Regions from separate parts of the Homo sapiens genome. Here region 2 is linked to region 1. Evidence: read pairs that join two places in POLR2A ChIA-PET (ENCODE). Cell type or tissue: PC-3. All regions are shown on one strand. Each heading gives the region's core, and the rest is flanking DNA. Links, peaks and the distances in the headings are about the cores only. Region 1 has its middle 230 kb from the start of ZIC3. Region 2 has its middle 450 kb from the start of ZIC3.

The links. Peaks named below come from ENCODE experiments on the same cell type or tissue, not always from the same donor. Only the 100,000 strongest peaks of a DNase experiment are listed, where the experiment ranks them.
Region 2: POLR2A ChIA-PET joins it to region 1 with 5 read pairs; 2 of 35 experiments call an interaction of 5 or more read pairs at or near these places.

What each region holds. Positions count from the first base shown.
Region 1 is chrX:137,796,270-137,801,663 of GRCh38, forward strand. No RefSeq gene overlaps it. Among named protein-coding and RNA genes, the nearest start is that of ZIC3, 230 kb to the left of the region's middle. In PC-3, for the core only: no CTCF peak of the experiment used is centred there; no DNase peak of the experiment used is centred there.
Region 2 is chrX:138,016,308-138,021,701 of GRCh38, forward strand. No RefSeq gene overlaps it. Among named protein-coding and RNA genes, the nearest start is that of ZIC3, 450 kb to the left of the region's middle. In PC-3, for the core only: no CTCF peak of the experiment used is centred there; DNase peaks (open chromatin) are centred at 1,974 and 2,274; H3K27ac peaks cover 1,393 bases.

The DNA.
Region 1 (5,394 bases), core at 250-5,249:
AATAAACTAGGTATTGATGGAGTGTATCTCAAAATAGTAAGAGCTGTTTATGACAAACCCACAGCCAATATCATACTGAATGGGCAAAAGCTGGAAGCATTCCCTTTGAAAACCGGCAAGACAAGGATGCTCTCTCTCACCACTCCTATGCAACATAGTATTAGAAGTTCTGGCCAGGGCAATCAGGCAAAAGAAAGAAATAAAGGGTAGAGAAGAAGAGAAGAGAGGAAGAGAGGAAGTCACATTGTCTTTATTTGCAGATGACATGATTGTATATTTAGAACACCCCATTGTCTCAGCCTCAAATCTCCTTAAGTTGATAAGCAACTTCAGCAAAGTCTCAGGATACAAAACCAATGTGCAAAAATCACAAGCATTCCTATATACCAATAATAGACAAGCAGAGAGCCGAATCATGAGTGAACTCCCATTCCCAATTGCTACAAAGAAAATAAAACACCTAGGAATACAACTTGCAAGGGATGTGAAGGACCTCTTCAAGGAGAACTACAACCACTGCTCAAGGAAATAGGAGAGGACACAAACAAATGGAGAAACATTCCATGCTCATGAATAGGAAAAATCAATATTGTGAACATGGCCATACTGCCCAAAGTAATTTAGAGATTCAATGCTATTCTCATCAAGCTACCATTGACTTTCTTCACAGAATTGGAAAAAACTACTTTAAAGTTCATATGGAACCAAAAAAGAGCCCGTATAGCCAAGACAATCCTAACCCAAAAAAACAAAGCTGGAGGCATCATGCTACCTGATTTCAAACTATACTAAGGCTACAGTAACCAAAACAGCATGGTACTGGTACCATAACAGAGATATAGACCAATGGGGTAGAACAGAGGCCTCAGAAATAACACCACACATCTACATCCATCTGATCTTTGACAAACCTGACAAAAACAAGCAATGGGGAAAGGATTGCCTATTTAATAAAGGGTGTTGGGAAAACTGGCTAGCCGTATGCAGAAAACTGAAACTGGAACCCTTCCTTACAACTTATACAAAAATTAACTCAAGATGAATTAAAGACTTAAACGTAATACCTAAAACCGTAAAAGCCCTAAAAGAAAACCTAGGCAATACCATTCAGGACATAAGCATGGGCACAGACTTCATGACTAAAACACCAAAAGCAATGGCAACAAAAGCCAAAATTGACAAATAGGATCTAGTTAAATTAAAGAGCTTCTGCACAGTAAAAGACACTATCATCAGACTGAACAGGCAACCTACAGAATGGGAGCAAATTTTTGCAATCCATCTGACAAAGGGCTAATATCCAGAATCTACAAGGAACTTAAAAAATTTGCAAGAAAAAAAACAAACAACCTCATCAAAAAGTGGGCAAAGGATATCAACAGTCACTTAGCAAAAGAAGACATTTATGTGGCCAGGAAACATATGAAGAAAAGCTCATCATCACTGGTTATTAGACAAATGCAAATTAAAACCACCATGAGATACCGTCTCATGCCAGTTAGAATGGTGATCATTAAAAAGTCAGGAAACAACAGATGCTAGAGAGGATTTGGAGAAATAGGAATGCTTTACACTGTTGGTGGGAGTGTAAATTAGTGGAAGACAGTGTGGCGATTCTTCAAGGATCTAGAACCAGAAATACCATTTGGCTCAGCAATCCCATTACTGGGTATATACCCAAAGAATTATAAATCATTCTACTATAAAGACACATGAACATGTATGTTTATTGCAGTACTATTCACAATAGCAAAGACTTGGAGCCAACCCAAATGCCTATCAATGATACACTAGATAAAGAAAATGTGACGCATATACACCATGGAATACTATACAACCATAAAAAAGGATGAGTTCATGTCCTTTGCAGGGACATGGATGAAGCTGGAAACCATCATTCTAAGCAAACTAACACAGGAACAGGAAACCAAACACTGCATGTTCTCAGTCATAAGTGGAAGTTGAACAATGAGAGTGCTATCGGGGGAACCCGCCCCCAGTATTTCAACATATGTTCTTTCTATTTTCCCTAGGTGTTGGCTGGCTGAGAAATAAAGAGAAAGAGTACAAAGAGAGGAATTTTACAGCTGGGCCTCTGGGGGTGACATCACATATCAGTAGGATCATGATGCCCACCTGAGCTGCAAAACCAGCAGGTTTTTACTAAGGATTTCAAAAGGGGAGAGGGTGTATGAACAGGGAGTAGATCACAAAGATTACATGCTTCAAAGGGCAAAAAGGAGAACAAAGATCACATGCTTCTGAGGCCAATAAAGATCATAAGGCAAAGGGCAAAAGAACACCTGATAGGGGTCTATGTTTAGCTGTGCACGTATTGTGTTGATAATCATCTTAAACAACGGAAAACAGGGTTCGAGAGTAGAGAACTGGTCTGACCTCAAATTCACCAGGGGTGCGTTTTTTCCCCACCCTAATAAGCCTGAGGGTACTGCAGGAGACCAGGGCGTATTTCAATCCTTATCTCAACAGCGTAAGACAGACACTCCCAGAGAGCTATTTATAGACCTCCCCCTAGGAAAGCATTCCTTCCCCAGGGTATTAATTATTAATATTCCTTGCTGGGAAAAGAATTTAGTGATATCTTCCCTACTTGCATGTCCATTTATAGGCTCTCTGAAAGAAGAAAAATATGGCTCTATTCTGCCCGACCCTGCAGGCAGTCAGACCTTATGGTTGTCTTCCCTTGTTCCCTAAAATCGCTGTTATTCTGCTCTTTTTCAAGGTGCACTGATTTTATATTGTTCAAACACACGTTTTACAATCAATTTGTACAGTTAGATACAATTATCACAGTGGTCCTGAGGTGACGTACATCCTCAGCTTATGAAGATAACAGGATTAAGTGATTAAAGTAAGACAGGCATAAGAAATTATAAGAGTATTATTTGGGAACTGATAAATGTCCATATTAAAATGGAATCTTTGCAATTTATGTTCAGAGATTGCAGTAAAGACAGGCGTAAGGAATTATAAAAGTATTAATTTTGGGAACTGATATTTGTCCATATTAAAATGAGATCTTCACAATTTATGTTCCTCTGCTGCAGCTCCAGCTGGTCCCTCCGTTCGGGGTCCCTGACTTCCCGCAACAGAACACAGGGACACAGGGAGGGGAACATCACACACTGGGGCCTGTTGGGGTGTGGGGGTAGGGTAGGGGAGGGATAGCATTTGGAAAAATATCTAATGTAGATGACGGGCTGATGGGTGCAGCAAACTACCATGGCACATGTATACCTATGTAACAAACCTGCACGTTCTGCACACGTATCCCAAAATGTAAAGGATAGTAATAAAAAAAAAATCCAAGTTAAGGACTAGTTTAACATCCTGGTTTAGTGGTGTTGCTAACGGGGTGGGAATTAGGAGAACATTAGAGTCCTGTCCTATTCTTTGATATATACAATTGATATTTATACAACTTCACAAAATTTTTAAACAAACTGTGCTCCATCTTTCCACTTCTCATCAGAATGCCACTCCTAAGCCCCTCCTATGTAATAATTATAGCACCATCCTAGCCTCACAGTTCCTGGATTATCTCAGTCTAAATTCCTCCCTATTTACTCTACCTTTGTTACTCATCAGTGTGCCTATACCCAGGGTTTCTCACCCTTGGCACTATTGATATATGGGGCTTGATATTTATTTGCTGTGGGGGACTTCCCTGTGCATTTTAGGATATTTAGCAGCATCTCTGGCCTCTACCCACTAGGTGCCAGCAATACCCTCCTCCATCTCCAGACATTGCAAAATGTCCTCTGCAGGACCAAGTTCACCCTGACTGAGAACCACTGGGTTATACCTTATCATCCTAGGCCTGTCTGAGAAAGAAGCCAATATTTTTTGTGTATTCCAACTAGAAGTGTGTGTGTGTGCATGTGTGTGTGTGTTGCACATGTGCATGCGACATGCATGCATACACAGGCATGTGTGTCATGGCTTAAGGTTATTTGGGGTTCGCTACTTTTAACCAAAATAGTCTTGACTAGCATACTGCAAAGGGATAAAAATAATTTAAAAAAAATAATGAGTGCACAATCTTAAACATTAAATTCTAACTTCTTTTGCCTTGTATGCTCTAGTATAAGGGCTATAAAATGATAACGAAGATATTTTCTTTGAATGCAAAATTTATAAAGTTTTTTCTCTTTGGTGTATTTTAATTTTTTAATGTTTCATGCATTATAAAAATAAATATGGTAATTTGTCATTAGGTATTTGTCCACAGAAACTAAAAAAAACAGTTTTATGAAAATGGAAAATGAAAACCATGTGGTCTTATATTCAGGGACTCCCAAGAACACATGCTGATCTGTAAATAAAGATATGTAGAAACAAGAATGTCCTCTACGTAGAAAAATACACAAACCCACAATGAAAACAGATAGCTATTTCTCTTTCTGATCTAAATCTGATGAGCTTAAAAAGAAATATAAATGAGCAGACAGTATGTTTAAAGTAGACAGCTGCTAACAAATCGTGATGACACCAAGCTAACCCTAACTGCATCAGTTTTAGGGCCAAATTTATGTTTAAGGAAAAAAATATTCCAAGTCATTTTATAGATAGGACCTTACTTAAAACTTTTAAAATAGATTACTATTATAGGTTGTTATAAAGATGATTATGAAACCATAATCATGTTTCTCATAATGTAAGTAAAAGCTGAATAGGAATTAATTATAATGAATTACTAGATAAAACTTTAAAAAATTTCTTTCTTTAGAAACTCTTAACACAACCTTGGTTTGAAGACCAACTCTGCCCTTATTGCTCTAAGGACTTGAGTAAAAGTGTATATTTTAAATGCATTTTTAAACCTTTACCTTTTTCTATCAAATTAAAGCATATGCGTGGGTTTAAAAACCAAATATTATTCAAAGACTTGTAATGAGAAACAGCAGTTCCTTGCCCTATGCCTTCTCATTACCCAGTTTTATTTAGTATTTAAAATTTTTATTATGTCTAAAAAATTACACAAGTAATATAAGAATACATTCCCATTGGGAATGAGTCGTCATTCACAAGTACAGAAAGTAAAACGTTCAAGTGCTCCTCTTACATTTCACTCCCCCATCTCACCCTGCTTCCTGAAATAATCATTGTCATCATTTTGATGTGAATGTTTACAAACTTTTCCCTATGGATTTACATGTATATGTACCTACAAATTCGTTTGGTTACCTTATTGAGATCATATGATAAAAATGGTTTTGCTATTAATACTTTTTTTTACATAATAATATGCTTTGGAGACCTTTCCATGTCAGTGCATATAGACCTACTTCATTTCTTTTAACCACAACCTAATGTAGATATATCGTTATTTAACAACTTGTGAGCATTTAGATTGTTTCCAACTTTTTACAA
Region 2 (5,394 bases), core at 67-5,066, 220 kb after region 1:
ACTTTCCTTGACTCATTTAATCTTCAATTAATTTTTGAAAAAATCTAGGCCAATTATGTGCAAGGGTAAAAGCTATGAGGATTATTTAAAGGAAAGTTGTATTAAAATTCAATGAGATATCAGAAAATAGATGGTGTCAACTGAGTTGCAGGACTTATTGGGTATATTTTCTTAACAGGTAAATGGACTTACTCTCATATACTTATCTTTCTTTTTGTTAAAAGGTAGAGTAGGAGCCCAAAAGAGAAAGGATTCCTGGCATGGATGATATAGGCCAACTGAGATCTAAGCCTTATATATAAGGGCTCTCACTTTCCTGGCTCTACCTTCACTTGTACACTGTCGCACTCAATCACAAGCATCAGACTCAGAGGCTTAATCAAGAATACTATTCTAATAGCAGTCTGTACCCTGGGAACAATTTACAAGACCCCCCTTGGTGTCTATGCATGGGCTTCAAGGGGCCTGGGAACCTTGTGAAATTGTATGTATTAGCCTGTGTTTATATGTCTATCTTCCTGAGGGTGGTCGTTAATATATCTCACTAGATTCTTCAAGGGATCTCTGCTCCCTCAATGTCAGAAACTACTACTGTAAAGTACAAAAAAATTAGCTGGGTGTGTGGTGGGCGCCTGTACTCCCAGCTACTCGGGAGGCTGAGGCAGGAGAATGGGTGAACCCGGGAGGTGGAGCTTGCAGTGAGCCGAGATCGTGCCACTGCACTCCAGCCTGGGCGACAGAGTGACACTCCATCTCAAAAAAAAAAAAAAAAAAAGACCAAGGGGAAGACTCACATGTAGTTCGGTTCAGCTCACCATAGTTGGATTACCTTTTGATGTGGAAATTTTGGGGGAGAGATTTTGAAACCATACATTATATGTCCTAAGAAATTACAGCAATGATATGCAGCTAGACAGTAAGTCAAGGATATTAGCATTTGGGGATTCTGAGATCTTAATGAGGCCACTACTCTCAATACTGACAGGAATATATAGGTGGCAGTTGAAGCTATGGATGTGAAATGGTGACTTAGAGACACTCAATAGATGAAAAAGAGCAGAGAGCCAAAGAAGAATCTTCAGGGGACCACAAATGTTAAAAGATAGGTGAAGGAATAAAAATAGCAGCATATAGTATGTTTCAGACACTACTTTAAATATTTATGTTTATTAAGAAATTTAATGTCAGAACAATTTTATGAGGTAGGTACCACTATTCTGCCCATTTTACAGAAGAGGAAACTGGAACACAGAGAAGTTAAGCAACTTAATTAAGGTCACACAGTTGGTAAATGCCATAACTGGGATTCAATCCCAGGCAGTCAGTGTGGCTCCCGGGCTCACACTCTTAACCATTAAACTGTATTGCTTCATTCACTTGGCCATTAGAACATACTGTTTCATTGGTACCTGTCTCCAATGAGTATGTCTCGGATCATAAAGATGCAGATTAACCTTCATATGTCTTTTGGGTTCCTCTCTGGACATAGCACAATGTATGTGCTAATAGGTCCACAACAAATACTTGTTGAATGAGTGGCCTGGGGCACAGACCCACTGCGTAGCTATGGAGTCATTATAAGTAGTCTGTGACCCCATGAAAAGGCACTGAACATTGTCTGGTGATAAAATAAATAGGTTATTAATTACAGCTATTGTAATTTTCACAGATATGCAGTTCCTCTTATTATTCATAAAATACAAATTCATTTAAAAGCATCTTAGAGCTCCTAGTAGCTTTGTGTTATGATGAATTACCTCCATCAATGGAAACTTAAAGTACACCTACTATTATTTGTGATGTTTTTTACAAGAGTCATATTCAAAAAGTAACCACTGAGTTGAGAGCACAATTGAAAAAAACACGTATTAGTCATGATATGCTGAGTTATGTTGGGGTAACAAACATACTCCAAATCTTTGTGATTTAAAACAACAAAGATTTATTTATTGCTCACAGTACATGTCACAAGGCAGCTGGAGTCTCTGTTCCATGTCATCTCACTCCAGGACACAAGATGATGCAACAGCAAACATTTGGAACTTTGCCAGTTGTTGTAGCACAGAAAAAAGAAGGAAATTTATAATTTCTGCTAGCAAGTAACACATATTACTTCAATTACATTTTATTGACCAAAGTAAGTTTCTTTCCCAAGTTTCAGTTTAGATCTGGAGGGAAGTGTCATCCTATCATGTGCTTAGAAAAACAACTAGAAATATTTGGTAAGCAGTGCCAATAACTCTCAAACATGTGGGCTTTACTTTGTACAATGGCTGGGTGAAAAGCAAGTTTGTGTAGTCATCTTTCAGATGATTCAGGGGTGTTTACTTTTTGAGAGAATCCTAATAGCTCATTCATTTTGTAATAAAGGAAGCCCAACTCACAATGCAAATAATCAAGTCCATCATTCCATCCTCTCTTAATTATAGACTTTTGTGTAGTTTATGCCCATATACAAGTTTTTAATAGATGATGTGGCAAGACCTCCAGAGAAAAAGCCATCAAGAAGGAGAAAAAGGAGGACTAGGAGAATCAAGTAAAGGCAAAAGTGGTACCACTTATTATGCCCTCTACTAATGTCACCATAGAATGACATTTGACTCCATCCAGACGAGGCTGGCCAGATTGTCTGTGTTTGCAAGGAGCACCTTTCTTGGCCTCAGACAGTCTGTGTAATATGGGTTAGACTTTTTGAATATTACTCTGTGTCTCTGCTAATAACCATAAGAAACTATGAGGCCAGGTGCAGTGGCTCACACCTGTAATCCGAGCACTTTGAGAGGCTGAAGCAGGCAGATCACGAGGTCAGGAGTTCAAGATCAGCCTGGCCAACATGGCGAAACCCTGTCTCTACTAAAAATACAAAAATTAGCCAGGCATGGTGGGCACCTGTAATCCCAGCTACTCGGTAGGCTGAGGCAGGAGAACTGCTTGAACCTGGGAGGCAGAGGTTGCAGTGAGCTGAGATTGTGCCATTGCACTGCAGCCTGGGCAACAAGAGCAAGACTCTGTCTCAAAACAAACAAACAAATAAGCAAACAAACAAACAAACAAAATAAACACTATGAGGTATGGACCTATTTTTTATGCCAGATATTTAAAAGTTGAGAGATAAATTCATTTGACGTTAAATTAATCATTTAAAAATGAATAAATTAGTGGCATTCAGTACATTCAAAGTGTTGTGCAAACACCATTTCTATCTAGTTTCAAAACATTTTCGTCACCCAAAAATGAAGTTTGTACCCATTAAGCAGTAAATCCTCATTCCCTCTACCCTTCCTTCCCTGGAAACCAGAAATGTGCTCTCTGATTCTTTGTATTTACTTGGATATTTCACATAAATGGAGTAATATAATATATGACCTTTTGTGTCTGCCTTCTTTCACTAAGGATAATGTTTTCAAGGCTTTTCTATATTGTAGCATTCATAGATACATTCCGTTTTGTGGCTGAATAATATTCCTATATATATATCTCACAACTTGTTTATCCATTCATCTGTTGATGGGCATTAGGTTGTTTTCACACTTTGACACTTTGGCTATAGTGAATAGTGCTGCTATGGATATGTGGGCACATGTATTTGAATATCTGTCTTCAATTCTTTTCGATATAAAAATAGGAGTGGAATTTCTGGGTCTCATGATAACTTTCTAAGGAACTGTCAAATTATTTTCCATAGTTGCCGAACCATTTTTGCATTCCCAGCAACAATGTACATATATTCCATTTTTCCACATCCTCAGCAATATGTGTTAATTTCCATTTTTTAAATTGTAGCCATCTTAGTTGGTGTGAGGTGGTAACTCATCGTGGTTTTGGTTTGCACTTCCCTAATTACTAATGATGTGAGGATCTTTTTGTGTGTCTGGGTCTTTTGTAAATCCTCTTTGGGGAAGTGTCTAAGTCCTTTGTTCATTCATTTATTGGGTTTTTTTCTTTGTGTTGTTGAATTGCAGGAGTTCTTTATATATTCTGGATACAAGATTTTTATCAGCTATATAATTTCCAAATATTTTCTCCCATTCTGTAGGTTGTATTTTTACTTCACTTTCTTGATTATGCCCATTGTGTTTTAGAGACAAGGTCTTACTCTGTCACCCAGGCTGGAATGCACGGGACAATCATAGCTTACTGCAGCCATGAATTCCTGGACTCAAGCGATCTTCCCACCTCAGCCTCCCAAATAGCTAGGACTACAGGCACATACTGCCACATCCAACTAACTTTTACATTTTTTTTGTAGAGAGGGGATCTGCTATGATTGCCCAGTCTTGTCTCAAACTCCTGGCCTTAAACAATGCTTCTACCTCAGCTTCACAAAGCACAGACATTACAGGCGTAAACCACCATACCTGGCCTTGATTATGTCCTTTGCTGCACAGAGATTTTCTTGACTGCCAGGAGTTAAGAGAGAAAGAATGAGAAAGAGAGAGAAAGAAGAGTAAGAGAAGGAGAAAGAGGAGGAGGAGCAGGAGGAGGATGAGGAGAAAGAGAAGGAGGAAAGAAATAAATAACAAAACCTCTACCAGTCTTTGCAGATTAGCTCTGTGCTGGCCACTCTGTCAACACTTAACCAGGCTGTTTACAACTCTGACTTACTTTCATTTCTTTGCATTAAGCCTAGAAATCACCCAGAGTTGAAAGCTTAAGGTGTCCTCAGGTCTTCCCTAAGCATCTGAGCATGCACTGTGCCCTAGGCATGCTTGTGGCTTTCTAAATTCCCCAGGACTATCACTGGGACTTTTAAATACCTAAATTTCCCCCCTAAAAACCTCTCTCTGCAGCTGTTCCTCCCGGGCTTCTGGTGGCTTATTGTTTGCCTTTATCATAATCTTTTGCCTCAAGCAGCTGTGGGTTATTCATTTGCCTTACAATGTTTTCCAGCAATGCCCACTGTTTTTAGCCCTGAATGAGTTCTGTGTTAGGTGAAGGAAAGACAAACACTCTGCATCAGTACTTCAGGGAACCCCCAGACATGTTAGAATAGATAAATGCAGTTCTTTGAGAACAAGGTCTGCTCTGCTTTTCCTGTATCCAGGCCCCAGGGTTCCACACTGGGAAAATGAGCTGCTATCTTCAAAACTGCCGCAAATCCAAGGAGGTGTATAGGGCAAGGAGAAAGCAAAAATGCCACAAAACTTTTCTACTCTTCTAAAGTTGCCTCTTTTCTTGATACAGCATTTGTTTGGTTGCTGTGCCTTTGACTATTTTGCAGAATTTCTCCAAAGTTGATTTGACAGTTTTTGCTTGATTTTTCAGTTTCTGTGGAGGAATGAGCCTTTGAAGTTACCTACTCTGTTATTTTCCCTGATGCCATTTAGATCTATGCTTTTTATCTCTTTCTTAATTCTTAAGGTTAAAAAGATACCAAAAAAAAAAATATGAGTG